Regions from separate parts of the Homo sapiens genome. Here region 2 is linked to region 1. A link is a loop called in an ENCODE intact Hi-C map of the cell type or tissue named here. Cell type or tissue: MCF 10A. All regions are shown on one strand. Links, peaks and the distances in the headings refer to the core of each region. The heading gives the core; the rest is flanking DNA.

What was found. Hi-C counts contacts between places; a loop is a spot of excess contacts. Peaks named below come from ENCODE experiments on the same cell type or tissue, not always from the same donor. Only the 100,000 strongest peaks of a DNase experiment are listed, where the experiment ranks them.
Region 2: a loop joins it to region 1, with 5 times the contacts of the local background. A loop is called at or near these places in 3 of 110 quality-filtered maps.

The regions. Positions count from the first base shown.
Region 1 is chr20:7,304,224-7,310,317 of GRCh38, reverse strand. It overlaps LINC01751 (long intergenic non-protein coding RNA 1751), which reads left to right and starts at 2,886. Exons shown (of 2, transcript NR_135005.1): 1 at 2,886-2,959. In MCF 10A, for the core only: no CTCF peak of the experiment used is centred there; no DNase peak of the experiment used is centred there.
Region 2 is chr20:7,364,334-7,370,427 of GRCh38, reverse strand. It overlaps LINC01706 (long intergenic non-protein coding RNA 1706), which reads right to left. Exons shown (of 3, transcript NR_110610.1): 3 at 1,927-3,148. Among named protein-coding and RNA genes, the nearest start is that of MIR8062, 4.2 kb to the left of the region's middle. In MCF 10A, for the core only: no CTCF peak of the experiment used is centred there; no DNase peak of the experiment used is centred there.

The DNA.
Region 1 (6,094 bases), core at 788-5,787:
GTATAGGCATGGGCTAACCTCCAAGACATATTAAGGGCAAAACGCAAGGTGTAGAATAATGTGTACAGCATGCTATCATATTTGTGTAAATAAAAAGAAAATATACATTTATGCATATCCACATTGACTCATTCTGGAAGAATGAACAAGAAGCACCTAACAGGCAGTTAACTCTGGGAATGGGAGCCCAGTGATGGGAGGTGGGAGACCAAGATTTTACTGTGTATATTTTTGTACTGTTTGAATTTTTTTTATTACCATGTACATGTGTCACATTTTCAAAAGAATTTTAAAAAGTAAACTAATAAAATTTATTCCTAAGCTCTAAATTGAATATTAGAATTTTTAGATATTTTTAAGAATGTTCTCTCACTAGATCAACCCTGTTTTGTAGCAAACGATTAATAGTCTTATTTTACCCAGGGAGAAACCGAGTCTCAGAGAAGTTAATTAAACAGAATAAGGTCACACAGCCTATAGATTATAAATCCAAGACTAAAAGCTATCTATTTGCAGTCAGCATACTTTCCTCTCCACTGTACTCTCTTTGGAAATGTTTGGGGCATCAAAAACAGAATATGTGCTGCCTGAGTTATACGCCATTTTCTGAGTTATAATTGCAAGAAAAGTCGGAAGTGAAGCCAGCTGTTCTATCTATATGATTTTTACTCCTCCACTACCACTATTATGGCCTGAACTGTGTCCCCAAATTCATGTGTTAAACTCTCAAGCTGCAGTACTTAAGAAAGTGACAGTATTTGAAGATAAGATTCTAAAAGAGGTGATTACGTTAAAATGAGGCCTTTAGAGTAAGGCCAACCTGACTGGCATCTTTAGAAGGAAAGGAAAAGATGCCAGGAGAGCTGTGCACAGAGGGGTAGATAAGCATGTTGAGGAGGCAGCAAGAGTCCAGCCAGCCAAGGAGAAAGGTGTGGAAGCAGACCCGTCCCCTGGGGTCCCCACAGGAAATCACCCTTGCTGGAACCTTGATCTTGGCGTTCCAGCTTCCAGAACGGTGAGAACATGCATTTCTGTTACTTAAGTCACTCAGTCTGTTGTATTTTGCTATGGCAGCCCAAGCAAACTTATATAACCCCCTACACAGTCTCTTGGAACCATCCACCTGGAAGAAGTAACCAAAAGGCAGCCTGAGGAAACATCCATGCAGAGGGAAGACAGTCATTAAAATTTTGACTCCTGGAAAGTCCATCTTCCTGTCCCTGAGAACATGTCTTGGTATTTCTTGAAAATGTGAATGCTTATGGTGCTTATGACCTTTGTAGTTAGTATCCACCTTAGAAATAAAACGTAATGTTAATTATTGCCCCCTTCTAAAACATATATTTAAAGAAAAACACTGAATATATACCCAAGACTAGGATTTTCATTCTTTACTGTACTGAGGAAATGCAGTAAACATCCCATTATCCATTGATATTTGTTGATTTCAGTTGTCATCCCAATAAGATTGGCAATAACTTTCCTAACACCAATGTGGCAGAACAGACTGAGATATGAGTAATAAAACAAGTGACAGTTTAGAAATAATAAATAAAATACTACATGTGTAATGTGTATTAATGTTATGTATTACATATTTAATAGCTATATCTTGAATATAGAGATATTAACTTTCAACAATTTGCTTATTAACATGAACACACGTGGTACATGTAATATTTTTATATATTTTCTGTATGCTTTGCATTTACATATTTTACTTTTTAAAATGACTTTGCATATAATAATCAAATATAATTAATACATTATTATATGTTTAATTATATATTTTATGATATATTGATATCTGATGAAATATTAAATATCAACAGAGTATATGTATTATATTAGTACAGTCATGTATTGCTTAATAAAAGGAATTCCTTACGGGAAATGTGTCATTAGGTGATTTTGTCATCATTGTGCAAACATCATACGGAATGCTCACACAAACCTAGGTGGCATAGCCTACTACACTAGTCTACATGTTATAACTTATTGCTCCTAAGCTACAAACCTGTACAGCATGCTACTATACTGAATACCATATATAATTGTGACACAATAGTAAGTATCAGTGTATCCAAACATGTCTAGACATAGGTAATGAAAATAGAGTACTATAATCTTATGTGACCACCATCTTATAGGCGTTCCATCATTGACCCAAACGTTGTTATGCAGCGTGTGACTATATTATATGAACAGAAAATATTTTGCTTAAATATTTAAATAATCATAATATTGTATTGCCTTACATGTAGATATTTCACTTTTTAAAATTATGTGAAAATTATTAATGTAATTTTGCCATAAATATTATAATTATAATATTGTAGAGAAATATTTTACTAAATATAAAGGGAAATAAAAATTATCCTTTCTTTTTACTTCTTTAAGTGATGCCACACATATTATATTCCAGGGGGCTCCTAATTGTAACAACTATTTTTAAATAGCTTCTGTGTGCAAGTGACCTTAGGGGCTCTTCACGTAAGCATAAGGTTAGGTCCAGTAGTTCCCCCTTATCCCCAGTGGATCCCTAAAACTAAGGATAGTACTGAACCCTATATATGGTATGCTTGTTCCTATATATACTTAACCATTAACAAATTTATAAATTAGGCACAAAGGATTAACAATCATAACTGGTAATAAAATAGAAAATTGCAACAATATAATGTAATAAACGTTTCGTGAATGTGGTCTTTCTCTTTCAAAATATCTTCTTGTACTGTACTTCCCCTTCATCTTGTTGTAATGGTATGAGATGATAAAATGCCTACGTGATGCGATGAAGTGAGGTGAATGACATAGGCATTGTGACATAGCGTTAGGCTACAGTTGACTTTCTGAAGATTCTCCAGTCGGAGGACCATTTGCTTCGGGTGATCCTGGATCGTCAAGCCATGTTGATGTTGATTGGATGTCAGGAGCAGACGATGTCCAGCACTAACAGGTGGGGAACATATACCCCACAGATATGCTGGACAAAGGAATGAGTCACATTAGGGGTGAGATGGAAGCAGGAATCATGCTACTCAGAACAGTGTTCCATCTAAAACTTATAAATTGTTATTTGTGAACTTTTTCATAAAGGTCATAATATTTTCAGACCACAGTTGAGTGTGGGTAACTGCAAGTGTAAGAAACAAAATCAAGGATAAGGGGGAGCTAATGTCCTTCCCCAAGCCTTCATATACTAACAGTGGACAATGTTAGCATTTCATCTGCAGCAGATTTACTCCAGGAAAATTGATGTAAAACATGATGTCCATCCAATATAGTGAGGCCTTTGGGGAAATGCCTGCTCCATTGTACTAGCTTAGGCAGGCTACATGCACTCAACTTCTCTCTGGAACCCCTTGAATGTAACTTAATTAATTTCATCCAAGTTGGAGATAAATGCTGAGGCTGCTGCTGGGACTTCGGTGGAGAAGTGAGGGGCAGATTCTGCTCAATCGTCCTGATAGGAAGAAATGGTGAAAATCCCTGGGAACTGGATCATCCTGATGAGAGAGAGGCCCAAGAATAATAAGAATGGGAGATTTCTGTTTAAATCAATCACAGCAATAATTCTCAAATGTAATCCCCAGACCAGCAGCCTCAGCCTCACCTAGGGACTTGCAGAAATACAGATTCCTAGGTACCACATCAGACACATTGTGTTAGAAACTACATCAGGTCCTGCAATGTGTGGTTAAACAAGCCGTCCAGGTGATCCTGATTCACTCTAAAGTTTGGGAATCTAAGAATCACTACATTAGAGAATGAAAGGAGACACAGGTGTGAGCCTTTGAATTGTTGTGGTGAGTAGGAATATGTTTTGTTTCCGTGTATTACCCATTCAGTCAGAGCAAGGACTAACAGCCAGATGTATTGATGTCACCCAATTGACCCGTGCCCTATGACATTCCTGTGTTCCATAAAAACTGTTTCCAAGCATAGGTCCCTTTCTTCCTTCCCATCTTTCACTTTACAAACCACTGCCTTGTAAAGTACTATCAACAACAAGGGGAATATGCAATATTGTCAGGAATTAAGCCCAAGGAGAAGTCAAAAGCCATCTTTTTCCCGTAAAGTCATTGTGCACTTGCCTCATTTCCTGCTGACTGACTTTCTCTTGGGAATAGGAACCAGGAAATCTTTGAGGCAGGTGCAGTTATAACAGATGTTACAAAGCCGGAGACAGCTCACTGCTTCCCCTATTTGTTATTAACAGTATAATTCTTCCACACAGAAATCATCTTGAGTCTTCACAGAGAAATGCCTCTTTCCTAATAAGATTGTGCATTTTCCTCCACGAAGCTGTACTTTCTTCTGTTTCCTCCACGAAGCTGTACTTTCTTCTGATATCTCAGAAAACCTCTTCTGTTGCCCATGGACTGTCAGGCGACATTAAAGTTTGTTTTGCTTCCATCTCATATAAACTGACCTTGCCTAGGTACTCTCTCAGCCTCACTGACATAAAACTTCAATTACCTAGAAACAGAGTGTTTCTTGTAAGAACCTTCTACTCACCAGATGTTCTTCCTTTCAATTGACTATAGCATAAAGAGACAAAAGAAGAGGTAAAATTTTCTGGAATTTATATTTTTAGAAGGCACAATAAGAGTTGATACACAGAAGCAAAGAAGGCAGAATGAAATCATTATTAAGCATGGGCTTTGGAGCCAGCTTGGCTCAGCTACCTAATGGCTGTGTAAACTTGGGCAAGTTATTTAACCTCTCTTTTTCCAAAAGATGGGGGTAATAGCTCCTGGCTCACTGGACTGTTGGGAGGATTAAATTGTTAATTTACAAAAGTTATTATTAAACTGAGAAGTATTAAGCACTCTATAAGTGGCTGTTGTTATTATTGGTATTATTGACCTAATATGCCACAGGATATTATATTGAAAGAATGACCCAATTATATTTACCATTTCTTATTTATCAGTGCAGGGAAATAAGCTGCTGTAGAAAATGGGAAGCTAACCTTCAATATCTCTTTTTCAGAAAAGACATCGCCTTCCCATGCTGCCTAATTAACTCTCTTGTTAGTTAAATTTTCATTCACATTTGCCTTAACTCCTCACCTGAATTATCTGATCTTTGAGAGCAGGTGCTCCGCTTTAGTCTTCTTTGTACAAGCCAGAATAGTAAGCAAAGCAACTTTCATATTGTAATAGATTTAATTTTCAGAAAGACATTTTCCAGTGAACCAGAAAGAATAATTACCCCTAAATCCTCACTCATCCTGGCACATTGAGGTTTTACCTTGTATTCTGTTTCTCAGGGCACACCCATGGTGCTGTGAAAGGCACTTGCTTCCACAAGGCTTACTTCTGTGTTATGATCTTCAAAGTGACATCCAGGTCAAACACTCAGGTGATAGAAGACTCAGGGACCACATCTAGATGAAGGAGGCTCTCTGGGAAATTCAAAACATGACTATAATGTGGTACTTGCTCCTCCTCACTCCCAAATATTATTCTGAACTGCCAGACTTTAACATCAATAAGAGATTTTTGGAACATTAGCTAGTCCAGTGAGAAGTAGTATGGATGTTTAAAAAAGGAGAGCTCAAAGTGGGTGGTCAGAAAAGTCTTCCTGAAATGGCTGCACACTGAGCTGGATCTTCTACACCAAGGAGCCTGCAGTTCCCCCACCTGTCCCGATGAGTGTGACTCACATCACGTAGCACAGCCCTTCCATATTACAATGCTTACAATGGATACTCCAACAGAAAAAAAGAATCTAGAAAAAGTTTTATATGATAATGACCAACAAAAACATGTCATGTAGTACTAAATGCTGTAACTAGTTCTTCATTAAATAAATCCAGTAATTACAAAGAACTTTAAAGTAATCTTCCTTTTCCCAAACCATGCAGCCTCAAAAGTGCATAAAAGGATTTCTCCTTTCTGAAGCTTTATATTAAGGCTGCTACATTTTAAAATGTAGAGGACTTTTTTTTATTTTCTTCTTCTTTTTTTTTTTTTTAATGAGAAAGCTTCTTTAAACCAGGTGTTCTGCTACTCTGGCATTTTGTATATAAAATTCTATGATAATCAACATGTCATGTGAGACTTAAAGTCCTGCAGGAAACTCT
Region 2 (6,094 bases), core at 395-5,394, 61 kb before region 1:
ATTCCTTTTTATGGCTGCATTGTATTCCATGGAGTAAATGTACCATATTTTCTTTATCCAGTCTATCACTGATGAGCATTTGGGTTGATTTTATGTGTTTGCTATTGTGAATAGTGCTGCAATGAACATATGTGTGCATGTGTCTTTATAATGGAAAGATTTATATTCCTTTGGGTTTATACCCAGTAAGGGGAAATGTGAGAAAATCTTTGCTATCTATTCATCTGACAAAGTCTAATATTCAGAATCTACAGGAATTCAAACAAATTTACAAGAAAACCGATTAAAAAGTGGACAAAAAAACATGAACAGACACTGCTCAAAAGAAGACATTTCTGTGGCCCATAAACATATGAAAAAAAGCTCAACATCACTGATAATTAGAGAAATGCAAATCAAAACTATAATGACATATCATCTCACGCCAGTCAGAATGGCAATTATTAAAAAGTTAAGAAACAACAGATGTTGGTAAGGCTGTGGAGAAACAGGAACACTTTTATACTGTTGGTGGGAATGTAGATTAGCTGAACTAGTATATCTAACCTTGCTATCTTTAGTACCTTAAAGATAGTATTTATTTTAATTTATTATTTTAAAAATTGAAGAGAAATGCCCTCCTATGCTGAGTAGAGATTGGTTATCAGACTCTTTTTTCTTGGATGTATTTTATCAAGTCACTGTTTCTTTAAAAATAAAAACTCAACAACAATGATCAATGGTATTTTTCTTTACACTAGTTATTTTTACCTAAAATGGGTGTTGGACATCTTCATCATTGTGCCTTTGCATCATTATTTCAATCAGCTTGTAAATCAGCTGACAGCAGAGTAGCCTTTGAGTCACACTCAGCAGCTGGACTGGGAAAATGGCTTGAGTCCAATTGCATCCAGCTGTGGTCTATACCTAGGTTGTTGGTTTGCCCTGATTTGCCTTGGACAGTTCTAGTTTACACCTGTGGTTTTGCTGTAATTATAAACAATTACATTCATTCTCAAAAGTGTCTCTATTTGGATAATAAATTATATTGTCACCCCAGTTATACCTCACTAATAATACCAGGTGCTAAAGAGATTGTTTTTTTACTTTGTGTAAGATAAGAAATAAGTTTCTAAATGGAAACACCATGGCAAAATTTTCTGCAATAAATCAAGACTTGGTAATTCTTAATGTTCTGAGATTTTAATAAATTACTCTATATAGAAGCGATTTACTATAAACTGAGTAGGATAGGGTATTTTCATTACCAACCATCTTGATGTAAAACACTTATTTTTTTTACATCTTTGTGACCTTTTCTTAGTCTGACTGTGTACAGTCATATCCCAGAACATTGAATGTGTGCCATCTGCTTCCTCTGAAATTTAATGGCTAGGCTGAGGTTCACTGAGAGAAATTAAGAGGCTGTGACTTTTCTTTTGTCCAAGTCTTTGAAAGGAGCAATCCACATCCAACCTCATGTTCTTAAATCCTTTCATCTATGCACTGGATCTTGGAAGGAAACTCGGATGTTAATATGACCATTTGGTGGTTTCAGCATCAGTCTTGCTGCCCTAATCCTCTTTTCTGGAGTTAGCCTGGGAACCCACAAATCTCTAAAGTGCAGCCTTTCTCCATGCTTGCCTGGATCTTACAACCAAATTTCTGAGGCTTCTCAACTATTTCTACTAAATCTCAGCCTCTTTAGTGAATCTTCAAATACCTCTCACTTTCTCTTTCTTTCCCGTGTCTCTGATAATCGTCTTTATTCCTGTCCTTATATCCCAGGCTCTGGCAGAGTTTATTGCTTAATTCTGTGTAGTTATCTCAGTAACAATGGGCTGCCAGTTATACACATACACACACACACACACACACACACACACACACTCTCTCTCTCTCTCTCTCAAAGAGCAATAATTGCTTTAGGTTTAAATATATTTACTTAATTGTGGTCTAAAGTCAGTTTTTATTTTTCTCTTAACCTGATTTATCTCAAAGTAATTCACAGATAGATCTTAGTCTCTAAGGTAAGAATTAAATGACACAATATGTATAAAGCAACTAGCACAGTGTGTGGTACAATGTAAATATTCACCAGGACAAAAATATTATTGATAGTAGTAACAGTTTTTTCGTTTATGATAAGTGAATTTTCTAGGTCCAAATTTCAGGGCAACCCTTACTACAGCACTGGAATGAGAGAAGCATTCCATGGGATGGCTTCTTTAAAAAAATCATGTTTCCTATATAAAAGCACTAAGTCCAAAACCCCTCCAATAGCAAAACACTCCAGGTCATTGCTGTCCTATAGAAATTTCTGCAGTAATGAAACTGTTCTATATCTGGGCTCTCCAATATGGTAGCCAATGGCCACATGTGGCTATTGAACATGTTGTATGTGGCCTCTGTGGCTGAGGACCTGAATTTCTAATCTCAACCACCTTAAATTTAAATTTAATTGCATGTGATTAGCAGTTATAATATTAAAGAGCCCAGCTCTACAAAGATCATCTTGACTAATAGATGTTTATTAACAATATTGTCCCTTATTCTCTGCATACTTATTAGGTTGCATATTGCACTTTTATTATAACCATCTATTTGATTTTCCCCTTCAACGCTTCAGCACTCATTCATTTTAACCAGCTGCCTCCTGCATCAAATTCTTGGAGTAATTAGCATCTCAAAATGAAAGTTACCTTTGACCCTTCGTAACAGTTGTAAGATTATTCCCCTCTGGAGAAACTGATGACCTGTTTGCACAGCTCTTCGTTTAGTGGTTTCAATGTGAACTGTGAATGCTTGATACCTTGGCACACCAAAGGGATGCAAATACTGTGTCCAAGGGCGTCCTGCCAGGGTTGTGTGCGGGTCACCCTGACCCAGCCAGAAAGCTACAGATACCATGGCACATAACCTGGGTCCTTATTGAAGGAGTAGTTTTAAGAAATTAGCCAATCTTTTTATAATAGAGAGTTCTCACAAGGCTCAATGATAAATATTTATGCTTCTTGGGCCATCCGAATGGCAAACGACTTCCTTAACTTTGATAAATGCATTCCTCTGCTGTAATGATGAGAGTCACATGCTCTGTTGGAAAAGATCTAGCCAGCGAACAATGGATGCTAATACCAACATCCTGGAAATATTGATCCTCTTGAAGGCCCTGCCAAGGATAATAAATACCTTTTAAGTTTTGTATATTGATAGATTCTAATAAATATTTTTTTCCAAGAATCAGGAACAACATACATGTTTAAAGAACAAGATGGTCTAGTGTAGTCTTTTGTTAGAAAGTAGTATATTTGTGTTATAGATTCAAAATGATTTTTTAAAAATTTACTTGTTTCAGTAGTTATTTGTGTTTTATCTATAAGTCTCTTACATGATATATCACTGTCACAGGAAATATTTGTAATAATTACACAGGGAAAATCCACTAAATTTTCAGGTTTATTTAACTAAAAAAAAGCTGGTTGAGGACTTTAAAGAAAAGAATAAAGAAAACAAAATGCAAAATAAAAAAAAATCAGTTAAAATAAAAATAAAATACAGTACTCTTATGCCTAACCAAACATTTATAAATTGGAAAAACATTGAATTTTGTATATTCCAAGTTATTGGGCAACCAAGGTGGGAAAATGGCTTGAGACAAATATGTACTTCAGCAATTAGTAAATATTTCAGCTTCCTGGTATTTATTCCTACCTGGATGGTAAAGGAATCTGAAAGTTTGTTGTAGGTTATTAGACATACAGCAATTGTATACCAGTCACTGACATATATCCAATTATATACCCAATTAGATTGAGTACTCTAAAACTCTGAGATCACTATAGTAGATTAGATTATTACTTAGGAAATATTTACTCTCTCCTTACTTTCATTGGAAGAGCACACTGCTCACTCCATTGTTTTGGGGCTTGACTGGTGATAGCCAATGAAAAGCGATATTGTGCCAGTTCTGAGTCTAAGCTTTCTGAAGTGTCACATGTTTCCACTTATGACTCTCAACAGAAGTAAAACATGTGTCAGTTGACCACACTAAGACATATGGGAGAGACCTGCAGCCAACTTACAGACTGAAATACAACCACCCAGCTGAGCCCATACCAGCTGAGCCATATTCTACTTGCTGTTCTGTGAACATGAGAATATGTTCACTGTTTCATGTCACTGAGATTTTTCTGGTTGTTGTTTATGGTGGCAATAAGTTCCTGATACATTGGGGGTGAGTCACTTAAAATAGTATGCCTTTCTGTATCATATGCACTGCTCCAGATCTGTGCTCTTCACTTTCATCTGCTCCCCTTCACAAGTTCTACAGAGCTGCTCCTTCCAACTCCACGAATAGCCCTGCTCTGGCAGTTTCACTACCACATTGAAGGTTGTTAAAAATACAAATTCTCAGGGCTCCCCCAGACCCTGTAGGGGTGGGACTCAGGTGTCTATGTTTTTCACAAGTTCTGCAGGTAATTCAATACACACATTAGGTTGGCCACAGTTTGCCAGGACTGTTTTGATCTTAGCAGAGTCAATCCTAAGAAACTCCTTGGATGGTTGATCACTCTGTGAAAACCCATGCAGTAGCTTACTGTATTAGTCCATTTTCATGCTGTTGATAAAGACTTACCTGAGACTGGGCAATTTACAAAAGAAAGAGGTTTATTGGACTTACAGTTCCATGTGGCCAGAAAGACCTCACAAACTTTGCAGAAGGTGAAAGTCATGTCTCACATGGCAGCAGACAAGAGAAGAGCTGTGCAGGGAAACTCTCCTTTTTAAAACCATCAGATCTTGTGAGATTTATTCACTATCACAAGAACAGCATGAGAAAGACCCTGCCACCCCATGATTCAATTACCTCCCACTGGGTCCCTCCTACAACACATGTAAATTTAAGATGATATTTGGGTGGGGACACAGCCAAACCGTATCATTCTGCCCCAGGACTGTCCCAAATCTCATGTCCTCACATTTCAAATCCAATCATGTCTTTCCAACAGTCCCCCAAAATCTTAACTAATTTCAGGATTAACTCAAAAGTCCAGAGTCCAAAGTCTCATTTGAGACAAGGCAAGTTCTTTCTGCCTATGAGCCTATAAAATCAAAAGGAAGTGGTTACTTCCTAGATACAATGGGGGTACAGGCATTGGGCAAACACAGCCATTCCAAAGGGAGAAATTGGCCAAAACAAAGGGGCTACAGGCCTCATGCAAGTCTGAAATCCAGTGGGGCAGTCAAGTGTTAAAGCTCCAAAATGGTCTCCATTGACTCCATGTCTCGCATCCAGGTCATGCTGATGTAAGAGGTGGGTTCCCATGGTCTTGAGCTGTGCCCCTGTGGCTTTGCAGGGTACAGTCTCCCTCCTGGCTGCTTTCACTGGCTGGCATTGACTGTCTGTGGCTTTTCCAGGTGCACAGTGCAAGCTCTCACTGGATCTACCATTCTGAGGTCTAGAGGACAGTGGCCCTCCTCTCACAGCTCCACTAGGCAGTGCCCCAGTAGGGACTCTGCGTGAGGGTTCCAAACCCACGTTTTTCTTCTGCACTTCCCTAGCAGAGGTTCTCCATGGAGGCCCCGCCCCTGCAGCAAACTTCTGTGTGGGCATCCAGGCATTTCCATACATCTTCTGAAATCTAGGTGGAGGTTCCCAAATCTCAATTCTTGACTTCTGTGCACCTGCAGGCTCAATGCCACATGGAAGTTGCCAATGCTTGGGGCTTCCACCCTCTGAAGCAACAGGCCAAGCTGTACCTTGGCCTCTTTTAGTCATGGCTGGAGCGGCTGCGACATAGGGCACCAAGTCCCTAGACTGCACCCAGCAAAGGGACCTTGGGCCCAGCCCATGAAACCATTTTTTCCTCCAGGCCTGCGATGGGAGGGGTTGCTGCAAATGTCTCTGACATGCCCTGGAGACATTTTCCCCATTGTCTTGGTGATTAACATTCGGCTCCTTGTTACTTATGCAAATTTCTGCAGCCTGCTTGAATTTCTCCCCAGAAAATGGTATTTTCTTTTCCATTGTATTGCCAGGGTGCAAATTTTTTAACTTTTATGATCTGTTTCCCTTTTAAAACTGAATGCCTTTAACAGCACCCAAGTCACATCT